Regions from separate parts of the Homo sapiens genome. Here all the other regions are linked to region 1. The links are chromatin contacts, found by Hi-C or POLR2A ChIA-PET in ENCODE. All regions are on one chromosome and are shown on one strand. The core of a region is the stretch at or near the end of the contact, and the rest is flanking DNA. Distances in the headings are between cores, read along the strand shown. Region 1 holds the start of SENP8 (SUMO peptidase family member, NEDD8 specific). Region 2 holds the start of RPLP1 (ribosomal protein lateral stalk subunit P1). Region 3 holds the start of GLCE (glucuronic acid epimerase). Region 4 holds the start of TLE3 (TLE family member 3, transcriptional corepressor).

What was found. A loop is a pair of places that touch in the nucleus more often than their neighbours do. ChIA-PET counts read pairs that join two places held with the same protein, here RNA polymerase II (POLR2A). Pooled maps may share reads with other maps.
Region 2: a map of B cell shows a loop between it and region 1 (28-fold over the local background). The contact joins the promoter of RPLP1 here to the promoter of SENP8 in region 1. A Hi-C loop is called at or near these places in 4 of 168 maps with a recorded cell type or tissue (B cell, CD14-positive monocyte, CD8-positive, alpha-beta T cell and 1 more), 4 of 37 single-sample maps with no recorded cell type and 16 of 50 pooled maps. POLR2A ChIA-PET finds 5 or more read pairs at or near these places in 3 of 52 experiments (SK-N-SH, T-cell and activated B cell).
Region 3: a map of B cell shows a loop between it and region 1 (20-fold over the local background). The contact joins the promoter of GLCE here to the promoter of SENP8 in region 1. A Hi-C loop is called at or near these places in 1 of 168 maps with a recorded cell type or tissue (B cell), 1 of 37 single-sample maps with no recorded cell type and 6 of 50 pooled maps.
Region 4: a loop to region 1 is called in a map of naive thymus-derived CD4-positive, alpha-beta T cell, with 12 times the contacts of the local background. The contact joins the promoter of TLE3 here to the promoter of SENP8 in region 1. A Hi-C loop is called at or near these places in 1 of 168 maps with a recorded cell type or tissue (naive thymus-derived CD4-positive, alpha-beta T cell), 1 of 37 single-sample maps with no recorded cell type and 9 of 50 pooled maps.

What each region holds. Positions count from the first base shown.
Region 1 is chr15:72,114,409-72,121,977 of GRCh38, reverse strand. It overlaps SENP8 (SUMO peptidase family member, NEDD8 specific), which reads right to left and starts at 3,575. Exons shown (of 2, transcript NM_145204.4): 1 at 3,514-3,575. MYO9A (myosin IXA) reads left to right here and starts at 3,828. Exons shown (of 42, transcript NM_006901.4): 1 at 3,828-4,298. RefSeq lists a silencer at 3,707-4,476 and an enhancer at 4,677-4,886.
Region 2 is chr15:69,448,060-69,455,636 of GRCh38, reverse strand. RPLP1 (ribosomal protein lateral stalk subunit P1) reads right to left here and starts at 2,819. Exons shown (of 4, transcript NM_001003.3): 1 at 2,617-2,819; 2 at 1,916-1,990; 3 at 350-467; 4 at 1-209. The coding sequence starts at 2,688. The coding sequence ends at 130. KIF23 (kinesin family member 23) reads right to left here. Exons shown (of 24, transcript NM_001367805.3): 24 at 7,212-7,577. RefSeq lists enhancers at 2,274-2,383, 2,534-2,783, 3,064-3,113 and a silencer at 2,464-2,513.
Region 3 is chr15:69,157,839-69,165,436 of GRCh38, reverse strand. It overlaps GLCE (glucuronic acid epimerase), which reads right to left and starts at 4,802. Exons shown (of 5, transcript NM_015554.3): 1 at 4,680-4,802. It also overlaps the pseudogene LOC100421574. RefSeq lists silencers at 4,423-4,532, 4,733-4,942 and an enhancer at 4,640-5,140.
Region 4 is chr15:70,092,376-70,100,094 of GRCh38, reverse strand. TLE3 (TLE family member 3, transcriptional corepressor) reads left to right here and starts at 2,178. Exons shown (of 20, transcript NM_001105192.3): 1 at 2,178-3,320; 2 at 3,834-3,934; 3 at 4,454-4,517; 4 at 5,519-5,563. The coding sequence starts at 3,297. RefSeq lists enhancers at 1-858, 946-1,920 and silencers at 851-1,000, 1,071-1,150, 2,740-2,909, 2,920-3,039, 3,760-4,189.

The DNA of each region.
Region 1 (7,569 bases), core at 2,326-4,825:
GAGGAAGGCCTTGGCAAGATCTGTGAACTTATGGTAAGGCCATTGCTTTATTAGAAGTACTAACAATATCATTTATAATACAAAAGACTGGGCTAGCCTCTTGACCACATAAAGTTAACTGACTCCCACACTGGGGTATATATTCCTGTTGACAGGTATGCCATTTATTCCAATGTATGTTACTCTAGACTGGTCAGCACATTGTGGAAATAAAGGAATTTAGCAGACTCTAGAGATCACCTCAAGATTTTTTTTGGAGACAGGCTCTCTGTCACTCAGGCTGGAGTGCAGTGGCATGAACACTGCAGCCTCGACCTCCTGGGCTCATGTAATCCTCCTGCTTCAGTCTCCCGTGTAGATGGGACCACAGGCAGGCACCACTATGTCTGGCTAATTTTCTTTTTTTTTTTTTGGAGAGACACGGTCTCACTTTGTTGCCCAGGCTGGTCTTGAACTCCTGGGCTCAAGTGATCCTCCTGCCTCAGCCTCCCCAAGTGCTGGGATTACAGGCCTGAGCCACTGCACCTGGCCCAAGATTCCATTTTTCAAAAATTAATTAACTTATTGTTCTAGTCTCTTCATTCCTATCTTCTCTTTTGATAATCTAACCTGCACATTATTCTAGATTTTCAAACAGAACTCTAATCACATTATTCTACTCCAAAAAATTTTAACAACCCTCCATTGTCTACCAAAGTAACTACAAATTACAGCCTGGCATTCAATGATTTCCACAAAAATAGCCCCAATCTACCTTTCCTGATTTATTTTCTGGTATTACTCTCACAGACATATACACCCACAAGCTCAGTCCCTCTGCAGGCCCTGGTTATTAGGAAACAGTGGGATAGTACTGGTTGCTGCCCCAGAGCCAGCCTCTCATCCCAGCAGAGAGGTTGGGAAGTGAACACTGCTTCATCATTTTTCTGAAACACAGATTTGATGTCATGCTCTTGCTTAAAACCATTATACTGAGATATTTTAAAACTTAGGATCCATAGACCAGGATGTGGCTAGAATATCAGGGTTCTGTGAACTTAGACTGGGAAAACAATTGCATCTTTGTTTTCAATAATCAGTAGCTGAAATTTAGCATTTCTTCAATAAGTGTGGACCACAAACTACAATATTAGCACTCTCTTTTTTACCAATAGAAATCTGATATTTTCACATCACATTAAAGTTGCTGCAGGCATTTCAAAATATAATTTATAGTCATCACTACTTAGAAATTATATAATTAGACCTGCTGCCAGATTTTATTTAATGCATAAAGTGCATATATATCACACATTTGTTTTAATATTTTAAAAACTTAACAAAATTAGTTTCCTTTATATTACTACGTATTCTATTTTATATATTTAAGAACATTTTTCTGAGACTGAATCTATAAGGTGGACTGCCAACAAGGTCCACTGGGTAAAAGAGGTTAAGAACCTTTTTTGTACTTATTAATTACTTCTAGTAATATAATCTAAACTCTTCACCATGGAATTCAAGGCTCCTCATAATCTGTTCACACCCACTTTATCATCTTCATCTCTGTCCCACCTCTACTCTCCATACTATGCTCTAGCCATACTAGACAACAATAACTCGTTCTTATCTGGGTCTGATAGACAGGTTTTTGGATTAACCCTAGTTAATAGATAGCAGCCATACACTGTCTTGGTCTTTACCTCATACAGCTTCTCTGCCTGCCAAGTGAATTCTTTGTTTAAAGGCCTGCTTTCCCTAATACGGTAATTTTCCATCCTAATTGAGCTGTATTTTAAATATCTTTATATCTCATTACTAACTTAAATGATAAATAATAGAAAAAGATTCTAAATTGGCAAGGCACTGTATGTAGTAATCTCTATGAGAGTGGATGTTGGTCTTTGCATCTCATAAATTGGCTTAGCTCTGGATGTTGGTCTCTGCATCTCATAAATTGGCTTAGCTCTGATCATTTTGGGGACAGAAGTGGGGATGGCCTTTGAGCTTTAAGGCTGGAGACAACAGCTGACCAATCCTGGACGGAAGGGAACGGGAGAGCAAAGAGACAAGTAACTAATTTGGACCTGATAAACACTGAGGAATGAACAGTGCTGAAGAGAAAGGCAAGAGTGGCTCCTTCTCCCATTTCCCAGACCAGTTATTCCAAACATAACGCCGCTCAAGTTTCTCATTCCATCTCCAAGCCTCTCTGTAGTTAAATGACCTCCATCTTTTTTTTCTGGGGGCGGGGACGGAGTCTCGCTCTGTCACCCAGGCTGGAGTGCAGTGGCGCGATCTTGGCTCACTGCAAGCTCCGCCTTCCGGGTTCATGCCATTCTCCTGCCTTGGCCTCCCGAGTAGCTGGGACTACAGGCGCCTGCTACCACGCCCGGCTAATTTTTTGTATATTTAGTAGAGACGAGGTTTCACCATGTTGGCCTGGATGGTCTCGATCTCTTGACCTCGTGATCCACCCGCCTCGGCCTCCCAAAGTGCTGGGATTACAGGCGTGAGCCACCGCGCCCGGCTAAATGACCTCCATCTTAATGTTACAGAGCCAACTGTCTCAACTTCCTTCTCTCTAGTTTAGTGAGTCTCAATCTTTAGCATTAGAGTCACCTGTGGAGCTTTAAAACAGTAATGACACCTGGCACAACCCAGAATTTAATTGGTCTAGAGTGGGGCAACAGTATTGGTTTTATTTAACAAAAAGTTTCCCAGGTGATTCAAATGCACATACAAGGTTGCGTTCCACTAGTGATCTTGATCTTATAAATTAGCCTCCCTCACCCTCGAAGAGGCCACTTCTCGGTTTCATGGTACGCTTTTGAGTCTTCTACCTAAACAGAAAACATTCCTGAGGGCCATATTCTCGTTCCTCATTTCTCTAACTTTATAACGATGCTTCTTTAAAGGGAAGTCTACACTAGTACGGTTTCCATCAGGTTTATTTTACTTCTTTTTTCTCTTTCAGACCACCACTGTCACATGCTCTTGCGCCCGTTATTCTGCTTTTACCTCCTTTCGTATTTCTTTGACCAGGTACTGGATTACTAGTCTTTTAACACAGTCCTCTAAAAGTGACCCAAAAGTCACCCTGGAAAGGGCTTCCTCACGTTATCCTCCTACACAACCTGGGACCCCTCTTCTGTGCGCAGACAGCATCCCGTGCATTTTTCTCTATTGTCACTTTATTGTACTACCACTGCGGATTCTCTCACGGTCTCCTATACAAAAGCACTTCAAAAAGCTGACACCACTTAATTCGCCTCTGACATTCTGGAACCCAAGGCATGGAAACCACTCAGTGAAAAGTCTGAGAAATGAATGGAAACGGAGGTCGGGGCGGGGACAATGGAGGGGGCAGTGGGTGGAGAGAGCGTGCGTGTTTGAAAAGGGGCGGGGGCTATGACCGGCGGCGCTGAGAATCCAGGTCCAGAATCGGGAGGGAGCACGGATACGCCAGAATCTGAGTGGGTGGGAGAGCGATCCACTGCCGAGACAAACCGAAGTGGGGAGGAGGCTTCTTACCTGCCTCGGGCCTCACCACCCCAACCAGCCTTCAGGCACCTCTGTGTTGGCCGGAAAGCGACAGCTACGGTCGCAAACTCAGAGGTTTCGTCCCCAACCTTGCGACATCCCTTTCCAGTACAGGGAGAATCTAAAGCTGAGTTCCCTGCTCTGCCGTAAGGTGAAGAAGAAAAAATTTGGGCGGGGCCGCCTGGGGCGTAGGAAAGGGGGCGTGTCTGCGCAAGCGCACGCTGTACTCTCCAGTGGCGTCACGTGCGGGGGCGGGACAGGGCGGGGCCGACCCGTGCTGGCAGTAGGGGGCGTGGGAGGTAAGTGCGCGCGCGCCTGCTCGCCTGCAGCCGGGGAGTCGCGCGGGGCGGGGCCGCGTGCGCGGGGTCGGGGGCGCGCGACCGAAGCGGATAAGGGACGCGGCGGCGGTTGGCTGTGTCTGTTGAGAGAGTACAGGACAGCCCGGACTGCGAGAGGCGGCGGCGGAGGCAGTAGTTGCACCGGCAGAGGCGGCCGCTGGCAGCGGTTGAGGCGGCGGTCCAACGCGTGCTCTCTGGGCGGGGTGCGGCGGGGGATGTGCCTGCTCAGGCCGGGCGGAGTCTCTCTGACAGGGCGGGGGATGCGCCGCGGCCGCTCGCCCGGACCCTGAGGCTGCTGGGCCCACCCTCCCGGAACCGTCCGACCCTCGGTGGCCTCGGCCTCTTCTGCCATCTCCGGTCCTACCCTGGGGCGGAGGGTGGAAGGCAGCTTCCGTCGAAGAGGAGGGGGCTGCGGTGGCCACCGCGGCGGAGCCCGAGGTAAGACCCGCCCAAGCGCCCAGCGGCCCTGCAGCCCGTCCTGGCCCACGTCTCAGCCTCGCTATTTGGCTCCGGTCGGGCCGCCCCGCCCCGTCCCAGCGGAGACGCCCCGCGAGCGGGTCTGCGCCGAGCCTCCCAAACACCAGATCACGGCCCCGGATCCCCAGTAGACCCCACCCCCTGTATCTTCCATTGGCCGGGCACCATTCCGGCCCTCCAGCCTCCCCGGAGATTCTGTCACGGTCCCCCCAACCCAGCAGACCCCATTAGTACCCCTCAGAGTCCCTTAGGACTCTTAATGGAGCTTCTAGACTACGTTACATCCTCCCTTGGGCTGACGTGATTACAGTTCTCAGGCAAAGTCTCGACCGCCCCCTAACCCATTGCGTCCCCCATGTGCCCCTCGCCCTACTCTTCTTAGTAGAACCCCTCCCAGCTCGCTCATCACCAAGCCGACTAGCACTAACCCTAGCCATCACGGCTTTCAGATAGCCGCTGTCATGGTGTTCTTACTCCCGGTAGATGTGGTGTCAGTCCCTCTAGACACCGTCACAGACTTTGGCTTCTCTCCCACCACCGACTGTAGCCTCTCTCAACAGACCTCTCCTCAAGCAAACCTTGTTATCTTTCTCCTTAGTCGCGATCCTTTCTTTGGTTGAAAGGGCTTTGCCATGAAATCCTGAGGGAATATTTGCTTAGCCTAATGTATTCCCTCCATTGTGGCTTAAGGGGACCGACCGAGACCCATGTTTGGAGGGGTTGGGCTGAAAAAAGTGGGAGGCAGAGTGAAGTTATGGAAGCATGAGGCCAGTTGTGTGTGTGCCATTATAAGGTCACAGAGCCTGCACCTCGTCTTGTCTGTTCTGTGTAGAACGTGTGAGGTTGTCCAGCACTGATGTTTTAGGGACCTCTGTAAGGATTAAATCACGTTGCACTAGTGGATATAACTATGTCGTCTTGTAGTATTACTTCACCTCCTTGTCGATTGCTGCAGATACTAGAACTGTTTCTTATTTTTATTTTTAAAGGATACTAGGGGACTTTTTTTGGATTCACTGTTTTTTGGATTTGCTAGAAAAATAAGATTTGTAGCATTCCTTAATCCCTGAATGCTTCGATGTCGGTTTAATAATAAACTTCTGTTGCCTGGTGCTGCTGTCTTGCTTCTCCAAGAAGCAAGTACAGAAATCATGCAGTGTTCACTGAGGTCATTACCAACAACAGCCTTCTCAATAGCAGTAAAATGTTGAATAAAATGTTTGTAGAAGTTGAGCTCCTGAGTTGTCAAGAAAGAAATGTAATGTTGCATCAAATGATCAGTACGTAATTTTAATATTGGTATAAAGATGAAATATAAAGAGGTCTTTGTAGTCATACACACACACACAGTAAAAAATGTTAAAGTAACAGGAGAAAATCACATTAAAATTATAGATAATAACTAGACGTAAAAGCCAAAAGTTTCGGAAGAGTAATGTAGTAAAAATTTCTGTTCCGCCTTCACTCTCCAGCCACCCATTTTTCCTCTTTAGAGGCAACCACTATTTCCAGCTTCATGTGTATCCTTTCTGTGATATTTCCAATATATAAACCTACACATTTATATTTTTAAGACACTGTACACAAATGGTTGCATACTTTACATTCTATACATAGCCTGTTTTTTTTACTTAATACTACATCCTAGAGGTCATTTCTTAACAATACATATGGAAGTGCCTCATTTACTGGCTGGATAGTATTCCATTTTTGTGGACTGGAGGTTATTTTTGGTGTTTTGCTTTTACCAACAATGTTACATGCTTTTCTTTTAAATGTGTCTGATGTTATATGTATGTTTAAATAATTTTGTGAGTTGAAAAAAATTCCTGATGATTCTTTTATGTTGAACCTACAGAAAGGATGTAACTAAATTTCTCATTGAACCTCTGAGCTTCCACAGTGTGACTAGCTGTGATGATGATTATAATATTTATTAAATTATTGAAGGATTTTAAAGCAGGGGACTGGAATGATCAGATTTGCATTTTAAAAAAGTCATTCTGGCTGCAGTGAATTGAAGAGTAGAATAAGACTAAAGGCCAGGAATATTAGGGTTATCCAGGCAAATGGTGAGACTGGATCTGAACTTGGATATTCGGAGTTGAGTTGGTGATTTTATTGTATTTGGGGTTGGGGAGAAGTTGCATACAGGATAAAATCTAGGTTTCTGGCTTGTGCCTTTCACTGAGGTGGGGATTCCCATGAAGGAGTGGGATTTTGTTTTTATTTTGTCAAGGAGGAAGGATAGAGGGGTTAATTTGTGACATGTTCAGTTTAGGTGACTGTAGTTCTGTCAGATGTAGATGACCATTAGGCATTTGGATTTGTGGCTGAAGCTCAGTATCAGGTTCTGGGTTGATAGCAGTAGATTTTGGAGGCAAAATCATACAGAAGGGAGGAGAAAAGGTTTTAGGATGGAAACCCAACATTTAAATTACAGGTAGAGTTGAATATTTAAATTAGTAAATTACATGATTAAGTGCCTTTAAAAAACTTATTCTAGTTTAAGCATTAACAGTGAGATTCACTATCTAATATATGAATTTTTAACAGTTGTTTTCCCTTAGTTATTTTAGTAGTATATAGTTCCTGAGGGAAATTGGGTAAACTTAGATTTTTTTTAACAAGTACCTCAATAGAAGTTAGCGATATAAACTCCATCTTTCCTAATCATTTGGATTATACTATGTGGAAGTTTGTTCAGTCTTTAATAGCAGAGAAATGTAGGAGGTTTGAAAATATGATTTGCCAAGAATATTAAGGTTTTTAGTTGGAGTGATTTTTGGTTATGTTAACTCAGTTTGAAATAAATATTAGTCAAAGACTTTTCAGACATTTTAAAAACCACAATATTGACTTAATGTATTGATTCCTAAGTCTAGAACTGCTGTCTAGAGTGCTTGCCTTTGCTCTAGACCCCTGTAAAAGCACTGCCTAATGGATATCACCACTTTGATTCACATTTCACAAACACTTCAATCCAAACATTTAGGAAACAAAACTCTTCCTGCCTCTTTTCCCCCCACAAAAACAGTGGAGAGAGAGCCGGAGACAGAAACTGCAACAAAATTTTTTCTTCCCCCCGATTTCCTACCTTGATTAATGGCACCACTCTTTCCTCATGAAACCTTCAGGAACCTGGGAATTGCCCTCCGCTTCACTCTGTACTTCACTGCCAACATCCAGTCTGTCACTGCCTTGTACATTTTCCCTCATGATATTTCAGGTC
Region 2 (7,577 bases), core at 1,570-4,069, 2.7 Mb after region 1:
TGTCATGGCAGAATAGGCTGAAAGCCAACATTACAAAACAGACCATTTTTGCAGAGCACATTCCAAAACTATGGACAAGACCAACAGCAGTAAAGTTCAGCTTTTTATTGAACATGTTATAAAAGAGGTTTAGTCAAAAAGACCAAAGCCCATGTCATCATCAGACTCCTCGGATTCTTCTTTCTTTGCTTCCACTTTCTTCTCCTCAGCTAGAAAAAAAAAGTCAATCAGGTGTTAGGATTTCCATACTTCATATACTTGTGAAAAATTAATGGCAATTTTGTCTATAATACTATTTTTTAAAAAATCTCTACACTCCTCCCAATACTAAAAACTCCATGTTTCCTACCTGGAGCAGCAGCAGTGGAGGGGGCAGGACCTCCTGCTGGTGCAGCACCAGCTGCTGGAGCAGGTCCACCGGCCCCTACATTGCAGATGAGGCTCCCAATGTTGACGTTGGCCAGGGCCTGCAATACATGTGCATGCATAGGTAAACGCCCAGTTCTGTCCTTGTTAAGCACTCACGCAGCCAAAAACGAAAAGTATCCCCCATTCCAGGTTACAGTGATCAACCCCTAACACTATATACAGTGAGTTCCACATCCATGGATTCAACAGTGGAAAAATAAGCATGTGTACCAAACATGTAGACTTCTAAAGTATACAGGAGGATGTGCATAGGTTATATGCAAATACATTTATATAAGAGATGGAACATCCTGGGATTTTGTTATTAGTGGAAGGTCCTGGAACCAATACCCCAGACACTGGCTTTTCTTTGCTAACAGCCAAGACTTAGGTTACAGGGCAACGCACTACTGTTCAGCTTTGAATCTGATAATTACATTCCTATATGTTAAGAACCTCCTGAGGCAGCTGATTTCCCTCCTTTTACAAATAATATGTTGGTAAAAAAAAAATCCAAACTTCCTGAAACACTCAAATGAATATTCTTTCCACAGTTCCATGTCTCCTCTTAACAGTGAATTCAAATTTTCAGTCTACTAAACAAATATAGGACTTCAAAAGGGGCTTGTTAAATATGACATAGGTACAATGTTTTCAATCTTTCAAAACTCTTTAGAGGTCACAACCCTGGAGTTAGATGCTATTAGCTTCACTTGACAGAGATTAAGTAACCTGTACAATGGAAAATAGCCAGTGCAAGCTCCATGACCAGGAACCTCTTTATTAGTCTTTTATATCCCAACACACAGTACCTACTGTGTCAATGAAGTCCGCTAAACCCAAATGTCCATCAAACCATAGGTTTAATGCAAGAATTTACTGAAAGAATTTGCTTGCGGGCCGGGAGCGGTGGCTCAAGCCTGTAATCTCAGCACTTTGGGAGGCAGAGGCGGGGGGATCACGAGGTCAGGAGATCGAGACCATCCTGGCTAACATGGTGAAACCCCGTCACTACTAAACACACACACAAAAATTAGCCAGGCATGGTGGCGCACGCCTGTAGTCCCAGCTGCTCGGGAGGCTGAGGCAGGATAATGGCGTGAACCCGGGAGGCGGAGCTTGCAGTGAGCTGAGATCGCACCACTGCACTCCAGCCTGGGTGACTCCGTCTCAAGAAAAAAAAAAGAAAAAGAAAAAGAATTTGCTTGCAACTTAACATGCGTAGTACCTATCTCCCGAGTGACCCTTTTTGGGAATAAATGACCTGATTCACATTTTTTTTAACCATGGTTTCAGAGCAAAAGGGAAACCAGAGTCTGATAAGGAAACGTAAGACTTGACAAGCTGAAATCTTATTAGCTCCTAGAGATATACATGCAACGAAAAACACCTAGGAGATCCAGCGGCATGTGGGGCGTTATGGCACCGCTGGGGGTACTTTAGCATGTACAACTGCCCTCGTAAATCAGCAGGCCTTACCACAATCACTTTGCCACCATCACCTTACCTTTGCAAACAAGCCAGGCCAAAAAGGCTCAACATTTACACCGGCTGCTTTAATGAGGGCATTGATCTTATCCTCCTACAACAAATAAAAACGTCAATCCATCAAAACGTAGCGTATGTAATATCTCCAAAATGCTGCACGTCACTCAATAAGTGTACATAACATGTTTAACCAGCTCAAATATTCTATCACAAGCAAAAGAGATGTGTGCCAGGCGCCCTGCAATGAGGCGAGCCCATCACTGCTGTTTCACGGGCTGGGACTTGCCTGAGTCACGCGGCTATTTTTAAGTTACAAGACCTGGGAGGTGGAGCCGAGCTCGGGCGCCTTCCTCCACGACCGGGGGAATTCAAGGCAATTACACCGAAAGAGGTCCGAGTAAGTGTCCCTGAGAGAGACGAGGCACGGGTCAGGGTGCCCAAGCACTGCGGAAGAGCTTTTCTACACGAAGGCTCTTGGAGCCGGAGCGCCCAGCCTCAAGCGCACTCCATGCCCGCTGGGCCCGCACGTGGTCCCGGGGGCCCAGGACCTGCCCGGAGAGAGGCCCCAGCCCCGAGGAGCGCCCGCCCTATGCGGCCTGTGTTCGCGGCCTGGCCCCGGCCGGAAGTGCTCAGTCGAACGGCCTGGAGCCGGGAACCGCATGGAGAGCCGAAAGTCACCGCCCACAGGCAGCCCGGCCGCCGGCCCGCGCCCGCACTCACCGTGACTGTCACCTCATCGTCGTGCAGAATGAGGGCCGAGTAGATGCAGGCGAGCTCGGAGACAGAGGCCATGGCGCGGGCGAGTGTAGGGCTGGCGCTGCCGGACGCGGTGCTAGTCGCCGGATGAAGTGAGGGCCTCACCCCAACGCAGCCTTAGCTTCCTCGGAAGGACCGAGCACCTTGGCGGCAGCTGAGGAAAGGGGCTCTCGCGCCTATACGCAGCCTCTTATGTGTCCACGCGGACCAATCGGCGCCCGCACCGGGCGGAAGAGGCGGACCCAGGACCCACTGAAGGCGCCTGCGCACTGCGCCTGATTGGTTCTTACTGTTGAGAAAGTTTCTCAGCGCCTGCAAATACGGTCCCACTTTATTTGGGTAAATTATAGGACCTGAGAACGTTAAAAACACTTTTAGGTTAGGGTTGCCTAGGTATTCGGACTTCGCCTCCGTTGGTTCCATGAGTTGCTTGACTTGGCAGGAGCTCCGCTGTGGCCCTGGTGACATTGTTCGTAATCTCCTGGTTAGGTCGCGGCCTTCCCAGCCGGCGCTGACCCTGAGAGTAAGGGCTGCGTCCCAGCTTGGAGGCCCCTGCTTAGCGCAGGACCTTGGTTGAGATAGGTAGATGTAGGAGGATGAGAGAAACTAACAGCGTTATGCTAGCAGAAGCCGTAGAGCGCTTACTATGTCCCAGGCACTGAGCCACATTCTGCAAGGATTCACGTAATCCTCACACACCAGGAGTTGGATGTTATCTCCATCTTGCATATGGCAAAATTAAGTCTTAGAGCTGGTAAACTAGCCCAAGATTATGTAGTTACCGCGCAGTGGAGCGTGGATTTGGAATCTAGAAGCCTAACTTAGACCCGGTAGCTAACTCAAGATTGCATAGTTCCGCGCGGTGGAGCGTGGAGTTGGAATCCAGAAGCCTAACTTAGACCTGGTAACTAACCGAAGATTGCATAGTGCCGCGCGGTGAGCGTGGAGGTGGAATCCAGAAGTCTAACTTCACTGCCTAGTGCTTGGGGGAAGGAGGGATTATGGGTAAGCTGTCTACAACCCGTTATTTGTTATCTAAACCCAATTTAAATTCCTACCTTCAAAAATGGTCATCTTTGCATTCCTCGTGGAATTTGCTTAGTTTACCGGAAAGTTAGTTCTATGTATATATATCTTTTTTTTTGGTGGGGGGGGGGCACCTTCTTTGTTTAGTCCATCCCATTATTTAATAATCATCTCTGAAGAAACATTTCTGTTGGAATCCACCGATCTAGAGTCCCACTTGGGTCAATCTTAACTACAAACATAAATATTTTCACATCCGGAATTTTTTAAAAAAGCATTTATAAAGCTATCAAACTTTTAAAAAATAAAGCTGTTGAGTTTTCATCCAAATCTAAGCAGCCATTATAGTGGAATTTTGGTCAAGAAAGGTTAAAGCTATTAAAAAATCCAAACATTTCCAAAGCTACAATGAGTCAGTCCAAAATACTGTTTGTCCAGCAGTGTACATAAAAAACTGATCTGCCGGGTGCGGTGGCTCACGCCTGCAATCCCAACCCTTTGGGAGGCTGAGGCGGGTGGATAGCCTGAGGTCAGCAGTTCGAGACCAGCCTGGCCAACATAGTGAAACCTTGTCTCTATTAAAAATACAAAAAATTTAGCTGGGCGTGGTGGCGGGCACCTGTAATCCCAGCTACTAGGGCGGCTGAAGCAGGAGAATCGCTTGAACCCAGGAGGCGGAGGTTGCATTGCGCTGAGATTGTGCCATTGCACTCCGGCTTGGGCAACAAGAGCAAAACTCCCTCTCAAAAAAACAAAACTGATCTGGTTGACAAGTGGCACTTTGTGGTCATTGAGGAAATAATCTTCTTCTCCATCTATATATTATAGATAATACTTTTTACAGGGTATCAAACAGTAAGCACTAACCACAGCTATTCAAGAGAAGTAGTTAAGCAAAACATCAGTACTCATGCATTTCCTTTTGTGTTGATGAAGGACTTAGTGGATTCAACAGTTACTTCAGACAAATTCCACTGCCCCATATTCTCCTATCGTAGTAAAAATTTCCTATTAATATTTTGAAAATACTATGCAATAAGCCATTAAAAAAAATTTTTTTTTTCTGAGACGGAGTTTCACTCTTGTTCCCCAGGCTGGAGTGCAATGGCACGATCTCGGCTCACTGCAACTTCCACCTCCCAGGTTCAAGCGATTCTCCTGCCACAGCCTCCAGAGTAACTGAGATTATAGGCGTGTGCCACCATGCCCAGCTAATTTTTTGTATTTTTAGTAGAAACAGGGTTTCACCATGTTGGCCAGGCTGGTCTCGAACTCCTAACCTCAGGTGATTCACCCACCTTGGCCTCCCAAAGTGCTGGGATTACAGGGGTGAACCACTGTGCCCGGCTAAATTTTTTTTTTTTAAGTGGGCTGGGGCAGGTCATGGTGGCTCATGCCTGTAATCCAAACACTTTTGGGAGGCCAAGGCGGGAGGATCGCTTGAGCCCAGGAGTTCAAGACCAGCCTGGGGCAACATAGTGAGACCCAGTCTCTATTAATTTTTTGTTTGTTTGTTTTTGAGACAGGGTCTCACTCCATTGCCCAGGCTGGGGCACAGTGGTGCCATCACAACTCACTGCAACCACTGCCTCCCTGCAACCACTGCCTCCCAGGCTCAGGCAATCCTCCCACCTCAGCCTCCCCAGTAGGTGGGACTACAGGTGCGTGCCACCACACCTGGCTAATTTTTAAACTTTTTGTAGGGATGGGATTTCACCATGTTGCTCAGGCTGGTCTTGAACTCCTGACCTCAAGCCATCCTGTTTCAGCCTCTCAAAGTACTGGGATTACAGTTGTGAGCCACCATGCCCGGGCTGTCTCTATTATTTTAAATAATAATTTAAAAAGCAGGCTGGGTGCTGTGGCTCATGCCTGTAATTCTAGCACTTTGGGAGGCCAAGTCGGGAGGATTGCTTGAGGCCAGGAGTTTGAGACCAGACAAGGCCACAGAGCAAGGCCCCATCTCTACAAAAAATAAAAAATTAGCCAGGTGTGCTGGCATTTGCCTGTAGTTGCAGCTACTCAAGAGGCTGAGGTGAGAGGATTGCTTGAGCCTGGGAGGTTGAGACTACAGTGAGCTGTGATCATGTCATTGCACTCCATTTTGGGTGACAGAATGAGACCCCATCTCAAAAAAGAAAGAAAAAAGCCAGCCTAGGCAACATAGCAAGACACCAGCTCTACAAAAATATTTTTAAAAATTTAATTAGCTGGGCATGGTGGTGAGCACCTGTAGTCCCAGCTTCTTGGGAGGCTGAGGCAGGAGGATCACATGAATCCAGGAGTTTGAGGTTATAGTGAGCCATGATTGCACCACTGCATTTCAGCCTGGGCAACAGAGCAAGACCCTGTTTCTAAAAAAAAAACTTTAAGAAGAAAATCAAGAAATAAATTCTGTATCTACTGCAATAGCAATTTAACCTTTAGTGTCCTGAAGCGTTCTAAAAACACACATATAGGCCAGGTGCAGTGGCTCACGCCTGTAATCCCAGTACTTTGGGAAGCTGAGGAGGGCGGATCACCTGAGGAGTTCAAGACCAGCCTGACCAACATGGAGAAACCCCGTCTCTACTAAAAATACAAAATTAGCTGGGCCTGGTGGCTCATGCTTTTAATCCCAGCTACTGGGGAGGCTGAGGCAGGAGAATCGCTTGAACCCAGGAGGCGGAGGTTGCGGTGAGCCGAGATTGCGCCATTGCACTCAAGCCTGGGCAAGAGTGAAAATCCATCCCTCCCCTCAAAAACACACACACACACACATATATGACATTGTTTACTACTATACTGTGAGTGACTAGTGCATTTTGTCTTCTCCCTTAACTTTTGAGTTGGCTTTTGGCAAGGACTGATATCACACTTTTATTATTAATAACAAAAGATTAAACTATCATTTTAGTTAAAAAAAAAAAAAAGTGGCCGGGCACAGTGGCTCACACCTGTAATCCCAGCACTATGGGAGGCCGAGGCAGGTGGCTGAGGTTGGGAGTTCAAAACCAGTCTGACCAACATTAAGAAACCATCTCTACTAAAAATACAAAATTAGCTGGGCGTAGTGGCGCATGCCTGTAATCCCAGCTACTCGGAGGCTAAGGCAGAGGAATTGCCTGAACCCAGGAGACAGAGTTTGCGGTGAGCCAAAATCGTGCCATTGCACTCCAGCCTAGGCAACAAGAGCGAAACTCATCTCAAAAAAAAAAAAAGCTCAGCCTCAAAAGAAATCCAAATTAAATCCAAGTAAAATGTGTGTTCACCCATGCAATGGGATATTTCACCATGGTTTCGACAGTATTTTTTCTAATTTATGTTGTCCCCAAACTATGCTTTTTGTTTAAATGTCTAGAAGTCATACTTAATATGTAGATAATTATGGTTGTCACATAAAAAAAGGCATTGTCCGTTTAACATCATATTATCTTGTATTTTTTAGAGCTTTCTTTTAATTCATCCCGCAAACAATGAGTGCCAGGTAAATGCAGGGCACTGTGCCAGGTGCTGGGAGGACGTGTTGAATGAACAGCCATCACACAACTATGTATTTCTTAGTGCTTTTGATTTTAATTCTTTTGGCATATCTAAATGTCAGAAAGTGAATATATACATACAGAATTCAAAACACCTTCCTAAAATGGTTATTATTGGCCAGTCATTTACATCTTTATTTTGAAAGTCTGAATTGTCAAATAGTTCTAAAGTGCATTCTTGCAGCTAATAAATAGCAGCATTTGTTTATAAAACCTTAAGAAATTCAGACCAGGGCTGGAGAAGTCACAATAAAAAATCAGACATGATCTAGATATAGTCTTCCTTAATCATCTAAGACAAACACTTGTGTGAATTAGTTTATAAGTATACATGAAATATATTTTAAAAAAACATTATAAAAAATTCATACAGTGATG
Region 3 (7,598 bases), core at 3,553-6,052, 3.0 Mb after region 1:
ATCCTAAATAGTGGAGAGAACATATGTGAAGGCTCTGAGTCAGGAAACAGTATGGCTCATTCAGTAAACTGCTCGTATTAGTACAAGTGCAGCTTTAGATTTATGGTGGGGGAAATGCATAAGATTAGTCAGATGATGAAAGGCCTTGTAACGATAGAGAGTTGGGCTGATAAAGTATGGGCTTTAAGAAAGAAGGGCAGGGAGAGACAGCATCAGGAAGAGAAGAATAGCTAGTGGATGCTGGGCTTTATACCTGGGTGATGGGATGATCTGTGCAGTAAATCACTATGGCACATGTTTACCTGTGTCACAAACCTGCCCATTCTGCACATGTGCCCCTGAACTTAAAAGAAAAGTTGAAAGATAAATAAATAAATCTCAGTAACATTTCTAAGAAAGAAAGAGAAAGAAAAGAGAAAAGAAACAAGAAAAGAAGCAATGAATAGATTTGCACTTCAGAAAAATCACCTTGGCAGTAATGTAAGGATGGATTAAAGGGGATCAAGTCTGGAGGCAACCACTAGAGACCTCATTCTATATCCAGAGTTAAGTAAGGACATATTATTATATAGATAATCTACTACAGAACCAGGGATTGGAACTAAAAATAATAATGCTTTAACAGATAAAGCTAAATTATCTAAAGAAAATCACTCACCTTCATGAATCTATATTCTGGAATTAAATACTTGCCATGTACCTTTAAAAAGAAGAGGCTTCTAAAATTAGGTATAATATGTAAAAATTACATGGAACTAGTTGTTTCTTGAGAACTAGCTACTCTTAAGGTATCTCTTCCTTTTTGTACATACAATACTTCAGACTTGCAACACAAAAACTCTAAGTGTGTGTATATGTATCTTTTTATACACATATTTTATATATTATACATATTATATACATATATGGCATATGTATATAACAACATACACATGTCATATATGTATATATTAAAGCAAAAGTATATATTATATATAAAATGTATGTAAGTATAATTCATATATGTATATATGAAAACTGGGGCCCTGAAAGATTAAGGAATTATCCAAGGACACACCATGAGTAGCACAGTGAAGACTGGAATTCATGTCTTATGATTTCCTTTCTAGAAACTGCTTTAGTATATCATATTTATGATTCTAGAACTCTGAATGATAATTCAAAAGACACTTTGGTACTGTCATTTTCAGCAGTGTAATAATGAAACTATAAAATTATTTGTATGGTTCGTATGCTTCACAAGCAAAATATATCTATCAGATGTGTATATGTTTGACAAAAAGAAATTTCCTGAAGTCTGTACCACAATAAGAATACCTATTCCCCCACCCTATTCTCCTCTAGGAAATCTAAAAACTTCCTTTTGCAAACTCAGGAAACAATTAAATTTGATAAAAGAAAGTCCTAAAATTAATTTATCTTTACATAATTAAATATCCAACAAACTTAACATGTTTTAACATTTTACTTAGGTCTGTGTCTTTTCTTATTTTGTTGTGCTACCCACCCCACCCTGCACACCCTTATAATTTTCAGATACTTGAAATACCCTTTTCCTTCATTAGTATACACGGGTACAACTGGCAATACTGACAAAAGCCTTATAAATACTGTACATTTCACCATTTGCATAGTGACTGAAATGTTTTAATTTTAGGGTTTCTCTAACTTGTACTTAAAAGTAATGTCTGCTCATTGAAATAGATTCAAGTAATATAAAACTATAAAATTAAACCGCTCTCTTCTATGCCTCTGCAACTCCCTCCTGAAGAATCCAAACATGGTTAAGTCTGATGTGTATCCTTATAGGCTTTTGTATGCTTACGTAGCACAATCATCTACAAAGAGTCAACATACATTTAACACCTAAAACTCTACTGATTGTAATTTAATCTTTCTTTACTAATTCAGAAGGCAGTTAACTATTTTGCTTGGTTTCTTATTATCACAACACACATCAATCGTATCATCATTCAGGGGTTACTAAAAAAAGAGAGCTGAATCTTAAGTACCTTGTGTATTTCTTCCTTAGCAGTATCACAATTTTTAACTGTATTTATTTGTTTTCTTCCTCTCTCTGGACTTAAAGGGGAAAGTCACATGACAGCTTTAATCAGTGTACATCCAGCGCTGTGACACCTAGCAGATAATCAAATATGTGTTGACTTATCAGTCTATGCCTTACTTAGAAATGATGAAAGCTGCTTTTTAGAAAAAAAAAAGTTTCTGAAACCTGCTTAATTTGTTCTTTGTCTTTCTCTCAAAAAAAGGAAAAATAAGATCTGCTTACAGGTTTGGGGGCTGTCATTCCAACCAAATATCTGCTCAAGCAATCAGTTGTGATAGCTGTAAATGTCAACCAGGTATTTTGGTCTGAATAACAACAACAACAAAACTTATTTTAAACCCTTCAAAGTCTTAAATATTGCTGTGCGGGATTCCTTTGTTTTTCAAAATGATGTAAAATTCCAAAATTAAGTACATTATCCCTAATCTGTCTGGTTCTAAGATCAGAAAAAATGACATCTTTTAAAAAAAATTGTATCTAAGAGGCCTGGCATGGTGACTCACGCCTCTAAATCCCAGTACTTTGGGAAGCTGAGGCTGAAGGATCACTTGAGGCCAGGAGTTCAAGACCAGACTGGGCAACAGCGCAAGACCTTGTCTTTAATTAATTGAATAAATAAATAAATAAAATTAGTGAGGCGTGGTGGCACATGCATGTAGTTCCAGCTCCTCTACTGGGGGTGGGGATGGGAAGCTGAACTGGGAGGGCTGCTTGAGCTTTGGAGGTCGAGGCTGCAGTGAGCCATGGTAGCGATGCTACAACCTAGCCTGGAAGGCGGAATAAGTCCCTGTTTCAAAAGAAACAAACCAAAAAACAAGAAAAAAAAAAAACTGACACGAAGAAAAAGACTAAGGCAGGCAAAATTATTTGCTTTGGTATACTCAAATTTGTCTGTTAACCCCAGATTACATATTTACAGAACAGCTCTGAGTACGGACTTCACTGCCTGCCACATTAACTTTCATATACAGGCCTCTGTGATAGAGTAACTAACCAAAAGAAATGTCAGGCAAACACATAGGCTTTCTCACCTATACGCTGTTTTTTTTTTTAACCAATACACATACATACAAGTCATTTTATTTAAATCCCACCTACGCCTACGCTAGTTACCAAAACCTCTGTAATATCCAAGGCTAAATACACTTTTACAATACAATGAAACTGTTAAGCAGAATTCTCTAAAAAAGCTCGATTAACCATCCTTACAGGTCACAGAAAACGTTTTTGCAGAGTTCTAGCTTTGGGATTTCAAATTCCATTGTTTTCTGGAGGCTGAATTTGACGTTATCCCTCTCTACAAATGCTTTTCAAAGGACAGAAAGAAGCCAGACAGAACACGCTTCCCTGCACTATCCGACTCTGCCTAACATTCACTCAGGCAAGACTTCAGAACAGATCTAATCATGCAGGATGAGCAAAGCAGACCACCACCTAGGAAAGCAAGCCAAAATCAGTCTTCCCCACCCTCAACAGATTCCAGTTGCTCAGGAGCTGTATCCACGCTCAACCTGCGGACACCGGCCTCCTAAAGAACCTGCAGACCAAACGCCCACCTAAGGTGCTGCCACTCTAGCTCCCGGAGCTCCAGCGAGACCAGCGCGCCCCCACAGGGATCCCGGGGCAGAGAAAAGAAAACTGCAGAACAAACGCACTGCTTCTTCAACTAGGCAACAACACCGATCAATCCTCCAACTAAGCATTGAGTAAATCTCATCCAGAGAGAAGGAGACCTGAACAAAAACGTTTCAGGATGCTGCCCAGCCTGCGCGGTAGCACCAAAGCCCTCTCCCGCCCTCAGCGGACCCAGCGCCTGCGGAGCCGCGCCCACCCCGAGAGACTGCCCGGGGGCCAGCTAACTCGCCCCGTCGCCCCCAAAAGACTGGAGACCATGCCAAGTTACCGCCCCGCTCCGGGCAAAGCAGAAACCCCGGCCAGACGCTGGTCGCCGCTACACACCCTCAGCCCCCAACAACCCCCCAAGGCGGCCCCGGCCCCAGCGGAACGGATACATCGCTCTCTCACCCGGAGACACCGATGAACAGACCCCTCTCCCCAGAACCCGGACACACTGCTTCTTCATCCCAGCAATGCGAAACGGACGCCCACGCCCGCTCAAAGAACCCCCAAGACCCCGATGATCTGCCTCCAGAGACAAGGTTTACACCGGTGTAAACCTTGCTAAACTGCATTCTCTGCCCCAAAGAGCTCGGGACCCGGGTAAAAAGACCCCTTGTCCCGGAACCCCGCTACACCACCTCCAAGAAGCTCAAGACCCTGATAAATCTCCCTCGACGTCAAAGACCTAGGACCCCGTGTGCCGCCACCCACCCCTACCCCAAGCCGGAAGAGCCCCCAGGATCCCTAATACATTGCCCCCTCACCTCGGGAGCTCCGGCACCCGCTACACCGCCCTTGGGCGCCCGCGCCCGGATCCCACTGCACCGCCTCCTCGCCCCCCGGACTCCCAAACCCCGCCAAGCCTCGCGCCCACCAGGCAGCGCCGCGCAGCCCCCAGAGCCGCCCCCGTCAGGAGCCCGCCTGCTCCGGCTGCTCCGTGTCCCCGCTCCCCGACCGCTCCTCAGCGGAGACGCGCTCCGGGCTTTCTAACCTGAGCAGCGTCGGAGGGCGAGCAGACACGGGAGCCCTGAGGAAGAGAAGGAGACAGCAGAGAAGGGGTGGCTCAGGCCTGCGGTGCCGCAGCTCCAGCCTCTCGGCAAGGAAGCGCTTGTGTGAGGAGAGCCCTCCCGCTCCGCGCGCAGCCGGGAGACCGAGCCACCGCCGTGCCCGCAGCTCTTCCCGCGAGATCCCAGCCACGGCAAGGGGCGGGGCCACGGCGGGGGGCGGTAGCGGCAGCTCCTCGAGTGACAGTCCTGGCAGCCTGTCGGCTGCAGGACGGGCGGCAGGACTCGGAGTCTACTACGACCAATTGTAAAAAAGGAAAGGTGATTCTCCCCGCCCCTTCTCCGCCCCTCTTCTTCTCCGCTCCTCCTTAATAAACTGTGAGCAAAGGTAGTAGTGACCAGAAGTAGTAGGAGGCAGTGGACTTTCGCGGTAAGGTAGCTCGAATGACGTGACGTGCTTGGCTTGTGTGTGGTCCTGCTAGGCCGCCGTAGATACACCTGGTTTGGGGAAGAGGCTGGTCTTCACACCGGTGTAAACCGAGGTGCGGTTACCCTTGGTTACAGCGCTGCCCGAAGTGCGCTGGGGATTCCCATCTTCCAGGTTGAAGGCCCACCCACTCCGGTTACCCGCGTCTAAACCTCCATTTAATTCCTTTCCCCGATTTGGGCCTCTCCTCCCTCTCCACCTCAAACAGGGCACCATTGTTAAGATGCCCATGTTTTCCAAACCCCAACCCAGGACATCTGGTCTGACAAAGAACTCGTCTGATGACTGTATTTATTTCTACATACAGCCTTCCAGAAGAATGAAAAGCAAATCTCGAGTTACCAACATAACAAATTCCAAAATTAATGAAAAGTCGTACCTTTATAGACCCCAGTGCCCAGTAGTATTTGGCACACCCAGGGCACTGAATAATGTGAAAGGAATGAATTAAGACTGTTAAATATATGCAAATCTCGAGTTACCAACATAACAAATTCCAACATTACATGAAAAGTCGTACCTTTGTAGACCCCAGTGCCCAGTAGTATTTGGCACACCCAGGGCACTGAATAAGGTGAAAGGAATGAATTAAGACTGTTATACTTAAATATATTAAATCTGGACCTGGCCCCAGAAAATTCGGCTTTCCTAGCCTTTCCTCTATAATGTGAGCCAGTGGCTTCACCCTTAAATCCAGGCTCTTCATTATTATGCCTATCCTGTACCTTCATTCATCTTACCCTCTTCACTCCCTCACCCACAGCAAGAAGTGCCCTTTCTCCTCAAGGTTAAATCTTGCACCTGTGCCCTGGATCCCAGCCATTCCCAGATTTTATTCAGCTATTCTTTCTTTCCCCATTATTAATTTCTTCCTCTAACCTAAATCTTTCTCCCACAAACATAGTCTCGCCCATCCTTTGAACAGAACAAAGCCACCCAATCTCTTCCACCCAAACTACCTTCTCCTTTCTCCTAGGAATCACACTTCTTGGGAAACATTATATTTGCTGCTGAGCACTGTGGCTCATGCCTGTAATCCCAGCACCTTGGGATGCCAAGGTGGGAGGATTGCTTGAGGCCAGGAGTTTGAAACCAGTCTGGGAACATAATAAGGCTCCCCTATATGCAAAAAATAAAAAACTAGCCGGGTGTGGTGGCACACACCTATAGTCCCAGCTATTCGCGGTGGGGGAGGCGGGGTGCTGAGATGGGATGATCGCTTGAGTGTGGGAGGTTGAGGCTGCAGTGTACTGTGACCAAGCCACTGCACTCCAGCCTGGGCCACAGATTGAGGCCCTGTCTCTAAATAAATAAATAAAAGTATACTTGTTGTCTCCACTTTCTCATCTCTTATTTTTCCCACTACAGCGTTGCTTTTGCTCACACAATCTGCTATTCTTTCAATGGTTACAAAAGACCTCTTACCTTCTAGAATAATGGTCTATTTTGGGGTATCTTTCTCATGACCTCTCTCAGCTTATTGACAATGCTGACATCTCTTCCCTTAGTAGCTGCCTAACTACATTCTCCTGATTCTTTGGCAACTCTTCTTTTTTTTTTTTTTTTCCCTGTCCCTTGTCCTGGTTTGAAAACTTGCATATTTATGTCTCCTTATCTTATAGCCACACCTTGTGCATAATATGAAAAATGGCCACACACAGTTGCACACTTTGAGTGCCAATAAGTGGCTGAGACAAAAGCTGTTAGAAGAGTCCAGAGGAGGAGACATGGCTGTGAGGCTTGAGCTGGGTCATAATGAAACACTACGTTGGCCATATAAATCCAAGGCAGAAACGGAGGCCTTTCAGAGGAGAAAAATAATGTGAACCTGAGCACAGAGAAAAGGATGTGGGCTGAGCCTGGGCTGTAGGTCGACAGGTTTGACAGATAGAAGATTCCTGCAGAGAGTAGCGGGAGGTAAGATTAGAGAAAAATCAAATAGTAAAAGGCCTTAAAAATCAGGCCAAGCCGATTTGACTTGGATTCCATATTAAATGGGGAGCCGGGACCAATTTTAATATTTGTAGGGACCATGAGAAGGCTACACATGGAGACCCACATACCAAATGTCTAAATATGTGAAAGTTAAAAAGCTAACAAATGGAGTACTAAAAGCATTATATCCTTTCACCTTGACAAATGTACTTTCATAACAACTTGGAAGACCCAGTTTGAATTGAGAATTCTGAGACTTCTCAGAGCTCCTTGCTGGAACAAGGCAGGTCAGAGAGAACTGCTCCCCACATGGAGCAGCCTTTACCCTTTGCTTCCCATGGCCCCTTCAGCCCTACAGTGCCAGGTACCCTCCACTCCATGAACGCACTAGCCCACATGTCCAAGCTCTGTCTTCACTTTCTCCCCTCCAAAACAGTCATTTCTTGGCTATTCCACAGGTCCAGGGGTGCATATCTCAGGATCT
Region 4 (7,719 bases), core at 929-3,428, 2.0 Mb after region 1:
TCCTTCTTCTTTTTTTTTTTTTTTTTTTTTGTTTGTGTGTGTGTTTTTACCTTTTATTATTTAAATTGATACGTTTCATTACTAGGGAGAAAAATAAAATATTCCTTTGATACACAAAATCAAATTGATATTTAGCCTCTGCTTACTTTTTTATGCATGGCTCCTTTATACCACATGGTAGTGACAGATTGTTTGAGCTGGAAGGAAAAGCCATTCAAAGCTAATTAAGCAGCCATTCCAAGCACTATTTGCAAGCGGGAGGCTCAGAAGCCTCGGCATTTGTCAGCGCTCCCCCACCCCGCGTGGTTTTGACTGACAGCTCTGGCCGCGGACTGACAGGGCCCAGCAGCTCCGCCAATCAGCAACGAAGAGCCCCTTCGGCGGTCCGTGATTGGTGACTCGCACCTTGCTCGGAGGCGTGGTCGGCGTCCCCCACGTGGGGCTGGAGCGAGAAATGGGCGGGGCGAGTAAGAAGCGGGTGCGCCCACCCGTGACGTAAGGGGGAGGGCAGAGAAGGGGGAGGGGGAAAGGAAGCGCCAAAGAGGAGCCATTTTGTTTCTAATGAATGCTGCGGCCAGATGCTCGCATCTGTCGAGCCGGGCTTCTCCCTCCCCCGTCTTCGGTGCGCGCCGAAACACGATTTATGTTTTTATTTAGGAGAATAAATAAATGAAGAGGGGAGCGCGGTTCGGGGCTGGCGGCCGGAGCGGGCGCGGGGAGGTTCAGTTCTGAGGCGGGTGCTCACGTGTAACTCCCCGCGCTCCGGCCTCCGAGCGCCCGCTAGCTCTCAGCTCCTCATTAAGATGCAAAAGCGAACCTCCGGCTCCTAATGAGGGGAAAATATAGATCCGGGGACGCGCGGCCGGCTCGCGCGCGGGCTCGCGGACTTGCCGGGGAGGGCCCCGGGGGTCCCGCCTTGGCCGTCCACCGGGCGGTGCGCGCTTTGAGGTCCACTCCCTGCTTGCTCGTCTGCCCCGCCGTAACCCCGAGCGCGGGAGGGCGAGGCCATCGGTTTGCGGGCAAGCTGGCCCCGGAGTCGAGTGGCCTGTGCGACCAAGCGGGGGGTCCGGGGGGCCCGGGGCCGGGGCGAGCGAGCGGGGGAGCGTCCGCGTCCCTCGGAGTGTCCAGGCTAGCGACCGAGACACCTACAGGCTTCCGCCAACGCCGTGGCACTGCCGGGAGCAGGCTGAGCAAACCAGGTGGGAACTCGGAGTTCCCGGGCCTCGGCCGAGCAGGGTCCCGACCCCATCCCCAACCCCCTCAGCCTGGGGATGCAGTGAGGAGCCCGCGCGGCGAGGCTGCGTCGAGGGTGAAGTTGTGCCCACGGGGAAGGCGCCCCGAATGGGGCCAGCCGTGGCTGAGCCTGTTGTCCACGGGCAGCCGGGCCCTTCCATCTGCGCTGCCCGCCTAGCCAGAGTCCCTCAGACTTCTCCTCGCAGGCAGCCGCCGCACATCAAAGGAGCTGTTTATTTGGCTTTCTGAAAAGAAGGGCGAGTGAACAAAGGAGAGCTGGGGGCTAATGTGGGGGAGGCGGGCAGAAGAAGGGGTGAAGAAAAGGGGACATCCTGAGTTCCGAGCAAATTTTTAAAGGTCGGAGGCAACTTTAGGAGCCACCGTTTTATCAGTCCTAAATCTTTTGAAGTGAAAACATTAAAGTGACAAAGTGATTGTTTGTTTTATAGTATCTAATTGGGCTGCTTTGCAGACCTAATGAGATTAGAGGGAGGAATCGTTCGCCGCCGCTGCAGAATAAACTGATACATTACTACCAGCCACAGGTTTTGAAGATTGTACAGCTTGTCTTATTTTCTTTTGTTGTTATTCCTCTGTCTTCCCTCTTTCCTCCTCCCGCTAAATAATTATTTGCTAGTAGACCGTGGGAAAAAAAAGGAGGAAAAAAACTCGAGCAGCCCAGGACTATAATATATATCTATTTATTATATGTCTTTCGGTTAATTCCTGATCTGAGGAGCGCTGTTTTTCACTCCCATGCGAAAGTCACCAGCGGGTAGGGCCTGATTGCTACTTTTCATGCATAGTTTTAGACACAAGAGGGCATTGTGACGTCGCGCCCAGCGGCACCCAGTCGTAGGCCGAGTCCCGCAGCCCCACGTGGGGGCCCCGCGCTCCCATTGGCCAGCGCCGGACGAAGCTGCCACATTATTTTGTTACTTTTCAGTCCCTATTTGGAACTGCTCTCGCGGCAGTTCAGACCTCGTGCTCGTCCCCTTCGCCTGTCTGTGTGTGGTATCCGTAGGTCCGGGGCACTTTTTTTTTTGGTGTGTGTGTGTGTGCGTGCGCGCGTGTGTGTGTGTTGGGTGTGTGTGTTTTGGGGGTTTGCCGGGGCGCGGAGAGGAGAGCCGGGCCGAGGGGAAGGAAGGAAGCCGTAGAGCTCCCCGGTCTCGGGCTGCGTCTCCCCTCCAGCGCTCTCCTGCCTGTGCGCTCCGACGCGGCAGCGGCGGTGGCGCTGAGCGCTCCTCGGTGGGGACGCGGTGCTCAAGCTGGGAGCAGCGAGAACCCTTTGCGGAGGCTTCCCGTGCCCGCTGGACTTAGGATGCCAGGGCGTTTGATTTGCACCTACTGAGCCCGGAGTTCCTCCCCGGCCCTGGGAAGGGCTTGCAGCGGCGGCGGCGGCGGCGGCAGCGGCAGTAGCAGACGGAACAGCAGGCTCTCCTCTCCGAGGGGGGGCGTCGAAGCGCCCGCGCCGGGCTCCCGCCCTCACCCTCCGGCGCTCCTGCGGCCCCAAGCCACCACCTCGTAGCCCGCCTCCTTCCTCTTCTCGCCGCGAGCCCCAGGCCCGGACGCCTCTAGGATCGGACCCGCGCGCCCCGGATGCTTGGGGCTGCCCCGGCGCGCCCCCCTACAGGCGCGACCCGCTGAGTGACCCGGAGGGGGCCCGAGCTCGCCCCAGGAGGGGCCCCCGGCCTCGGGACCCCGCGCCGGACCTGCTGGGGAGCCGACGATGTCCGCGCAGTCCCAGGCATTGACGCGCTCGACGCAGCCCAGGGAAGGCGGCCGGCCGCTGCCCGCCGAGCCCTAGGCGCACAAAGCCCGCGCCCGCCGCCCGGCCCCGGCGCCCGCCGACGACTTTGCCGCCTGCTCCGCGGCTCTTTGTCTCCACTTGGGGCGGGCGCCCGACTCTGGGATTTCGCTGCGAGAACGAGCTGGGGGGGCCGGGGGCGAGCTCTCGGTTTCCCGGCCGCCCCCCGCTCGGGCTCGGCTCCCCCCTCCCCCGCACCTCCCCGGCCCGGGCTCTCGGCGCTTCCACGCTCTCGGAATCACGACCCCTCCCTGCCATGTATCCGCAGGGCAGACATCCGGTGAGTAATTGCAACTCGGTTTATTTAAGCATCTATCATGGCAGGGTAAACGAGGCAGTTTATCTGGCACCTCCATTTTGCTTGTTGCTACCTTTATGGTGTGTGTGTTTGTGTGTGTGCTCTCACACAAAGGGGGATGCGGCCGGGGGGCGCCGTTGAGAGAGGAGGTTAATTCCGCGCGAGTGGCGCGGGGGGCTGCTTGTGTTCCAGGGGGAGCTGTTCACGCGGTCCCCGGCCCCGCTCTGAAGTCTCCCAACTCACCCGGCTTGTCTCCCGCCCCCGCCTTACTGGGGAGAGGGAGGCCCTTGGTGAAAGGCATGGGAGCCCCGCTGCCGACGGGGAGAGATGGGGCGCCCCCCCTCCGCCCCGTCGGAGAGCTGAGAAACTTGCTGGGAAGGTTCTGGGCTGAGGGTGGCCTCTTTTGGTTGGGCGCCGTTGGGGAGGGGCCGGGGCCGCTCTGAGCGCGGTCTCATGCCCCCGCCCCCTCCCCTGTCTTGTCTTCGCGGGCTCCAGGCTCCCCATCAACCCGGGCAGCCGGGATTTAAATTCACGGTGGCTGAGTCTTGTGACAGGATCAAAGACGAATTCCAGTTCCTGCAAGCTCAGTATCACAGGTAAGGCCGGTGGGGGCCGCCCCGGGGCTGGCGGGGAGGGGTGGGTCCCCTGCGCGGCTCCTGCCATCCCCCGCGGGGACGGAGGGGGCTCCCGACCTAGGGGCGGCGGGGCAGCCCGGGCCTCCGCCTTTTGTTTCCCCTTTCCGAGCGCGCCGCCTTAACCCTTTACTGCCCGCAGCAGCCCGGCTCCCAGCGCCGCCCGTGGGGTCCCCGAATGAGGGTCTAGGTCGCGGCGAGCGGGTTCACTCCGGGTTCTGGGTGTCGGGAGCCAGCGTCAGGGTCCTACTCCCCTGCTGCCGTGATAAGTCCTTTGGCTCGCGGGAAGTTTCGAATTGTTTCACATCCCCCTCCCCACGGCGGGGACCCAAATCCCCCCGCGTCCCCAGGCTGTGGGATAATGGGGGCGCCCCCGGGGGGGTGTCAGGAAAGTGGAAAAGTGGCTCTAGAGGCCCTTGGGTCGGGGCCTCAGAGGAGGCTGTCCAGGCGCCACGCCTGAGCCGGCTCCTCCTGCCCTCGCAGCCTCAAAGTGGAGTACGACAAGCTGGCAAACGAGAAGACGGAGATGCAGCGCCATTATGTGATGGTGAGATGCGGCCGCGGGCCTGGGGGGCGGTTGGGGCGCCGACCCCGGCCGGGGGCGCGGCGTGGATCTGGGGAGATGAGCGCCAGGTCCCCACCACCGCCCAGCCGCAGGGCGGCCCTGAGAGAGGGCATAATCTGGTCTTGCCCTCCCCTTCCCCAGCTTCCATTGCCGGGGCCACTTGGAGGAGGGTGAGTGAGGGGAGGGGCAGAAAGAGAAACCCCGATTCCAGGCCGGAGACTTCTGTACTATCTTTATGTGCCTTTAATTTGTGTTTTGAAAGTTTCCCAGGGGCTGATTGCCATTGCCCTATCTTGGCTAGTAAGATAGGATTGGACCAGCCCATGTGAAATTAGGGTTGGTAAAAATCTCTCTTAGTGACCTCCTGGGAGTGTTTGGAAACTTTTCTGCTTTGCAGCTGGGATCTAGCCAGAGTAGGACAGAAGCCCTCCTTCCCCAGGGTGTTGTGAGGAGTGGAGAGGCCTTGTAAAGCTCTCTCTGCCTCCACTCCCCTCCTCAGGGATCCCCCAGCTGGGTATCTTCTCCACGCTGGGGCAGTAGGCAGACTGTCTTCCTTTTGCCCAGCAAGTTTTAATCTTCATTTGTGAGAGGGCACGGCTCCCTGCACTGCTTTCCACATAAGAGGCCTTCGACACAGTGCTAAATAACTCTCAGAGGACAAGAGGGTCCCAGTGTACACACGATTCCCTGTTGAACCTGAACCTTGTATAAACAGGATATAGGGCACATGTGGTGCTTGTGGGAGGGAAGGCCCAGCTCCCCTTACTACCACATAATATAACGTTCTGTTGAGATGAGAGGAACGCTCGCCCTTGTCAGCTCTTAAACCGCTCTGTAAGCTGGCTTTGGGGTTTGATTTAAACTTCTTTAGCAAATGTATCGTAAAAGTATGATTTGGCCAAAACCTTTCCAAGAAAAAACTGATTTTGAAAAATGACCAGATTTCTGTGTTGTCTGTTAATAGCCATTCTTTTTACTTTTAGTACTATGAGATGTCCTATGGCTTGAACATTGAAATGCACAAGCAGGTAAGTGCTTTTCTCTTTTAAAAATATATTTCATTTTTTAAAAACTTATATATGTGGACTTCTTATGTTCTCTCTTGTTTGAAAGTGAGCCTGCTTCTTCGATTCCTCCCCCTTCTCCTTGAAGAGTGAATGGATCCAGTCCTTGAAATGCAAGGTCTGAGGCTTTGCTGATTTTTTTTTAGACATGTTGAGCTTTTAGCATTTGAGCTTGTGAAATTAGTCCTGGTCTTGGATCTCGGTGGAGGATAAAGGACCAAAGGGAAAGTTGTACCTCCAGGATCTGCTTTACAAACTCCTGAAAGCCCAGAGGTGGCTGGCTGCTTTTATCTGTTTTAATGTAAAATTCTCAAGAGGAAATGCAGGAGGATTTTTTTTTTCTTTCTCCTTTTTTTTTTCTTTTTGCAGAAATGTGATGTTCTGCCTTGATAAGATTAAACTTCAAGAACCTTAAAAGCCAGGCTGAGCTGTCGAAATTTAAGGGAACGAAGCCACTAACTGCTTAAAAATATGAAGCCAGAATGAAATACAACTTCAGTGCCTTGCATTGACAAGGTGGCTTTCTCATCCCTGTCTTGATTTGAAGGCAGCCGAGTTCCCATTTTACAGAGAAGGAAGCTGAAGCTCCTGGGTGAAGTAACTTGCCCAGGGGCAGCCTAGCCAGGACTTTCGAGATGGCTGGGGGTTGAGCTCAGCTTTGAAATCCTGAAGTCAAACCAGTTTAGCTAGTGTGGTGTCGTTTGATGGATATGTAAACTACCTGGTATTGTCACTCTTCTAATAACAGTATACCTCAAACCGAGCAAATACAAACACCCTTTATCTCAGTGCATATCAGTAACTAGTCCCAGTGCTAGGCTGGGCTGTGGGAGAGGCCTGTTTGTGTATTTGTGTTCTGAGGAAAGGCTGCCTATAATTTGGCTTGGCCAACGTTTAGAGTTGACTTGGCACGTATAAATGGAGCAGGCAGGCCGGTTGTTCTTTTTAACAATTGGTGTTCATGAAATCTCAGAAGGCTGTTGACTCATTCTAGCCTTTGGTGACCGTGACTTGAATGGATTTTCTGCTCTAAATTAACAGTCGTTTACAAGGTTTCAATTTTGCTCTTTAAGGAGGCAGGACCCAGGGCAGGTGAGAAGGGCAGGTGACCCTGGAAAGTGGGCAGATTCCTACCCACTCGGGTGGCTTCCTATAGAGCCTTTGGGATCTGTAGTTTCCTTTCCCCTCCTGGAGGGAGCCCCCAGTGTTGGGTGAAGGGAAGCCAGAAAGGGGCCTGAGTTTATTGAGCAATGTGTGGGAAGCCAGCTTGTGGCTTCCTGAGGGATTAGTTAGTCCCTTAGGAAGGCACATGAAGGCTACCATGTTTTTACTTCTTGACACACAGAAATAATAGACAGGGCTTTATACGTAAAGATATTTCTCCTTGGAAAAATAGAATAGAGACAGGTTCTGCAACTGGAAGGGGCCAGGTCCCGGAAGAATGCTTGAAATGGAACTGGGGGCCCAGGTGTTTCAAGGACCTTGGGGTGTATGCAGGGTGCCACTTCCTCCCTTTGTCTGCCCTGTCTTAATTTTTTTTTTCTCAAATAGTATCTTGGGTGTGTTTAAAGAGGGTAATTGCACCCAGGTTTAAAATTTATAGCAGCAGTTATTGGAAGAGCTTGGTAATTAAGGTGTAATGTCTCGTTGCATGTTGAGGTCTGCATGGGTGGTGTTCCGCATGTCTGTGAATGAATGGTGCTTTGGCACTAAGAATCCACCTTGGCTCGCAGCAGATCTGTTCTGTGAGTCCTGGGGATGCTGTGAACGCAGGAAGAGTTAAATATCTTAACGCATTTGGTGGTGGGGTTTATATAAAGAGCAGCTGTGTACATCTGGGATTTCTGGCCATTCCCCAAACAAGGTTCTTAAGGGGAGAATGCCTGGGGTTTGGCTACGTTGTCTCATTTAATCCTCTCAGCTGCCAGTGGTGGATAGAGGCATTCTTTGCCCCCTGTTTATAGGTGAGGAAACTGAGGCTTCAGGGAGGCCAGGAGGGCAGAGCTGGGATTCAAATCCAGCCCTCTGGCTTCCCCACTGGGCACTTTACCTTGCTTGCCACTCACCTTTGCCCTCTAGCCTGAGTTCCCAGCCTGAACATGTGTGCTCTGAATGCAGTG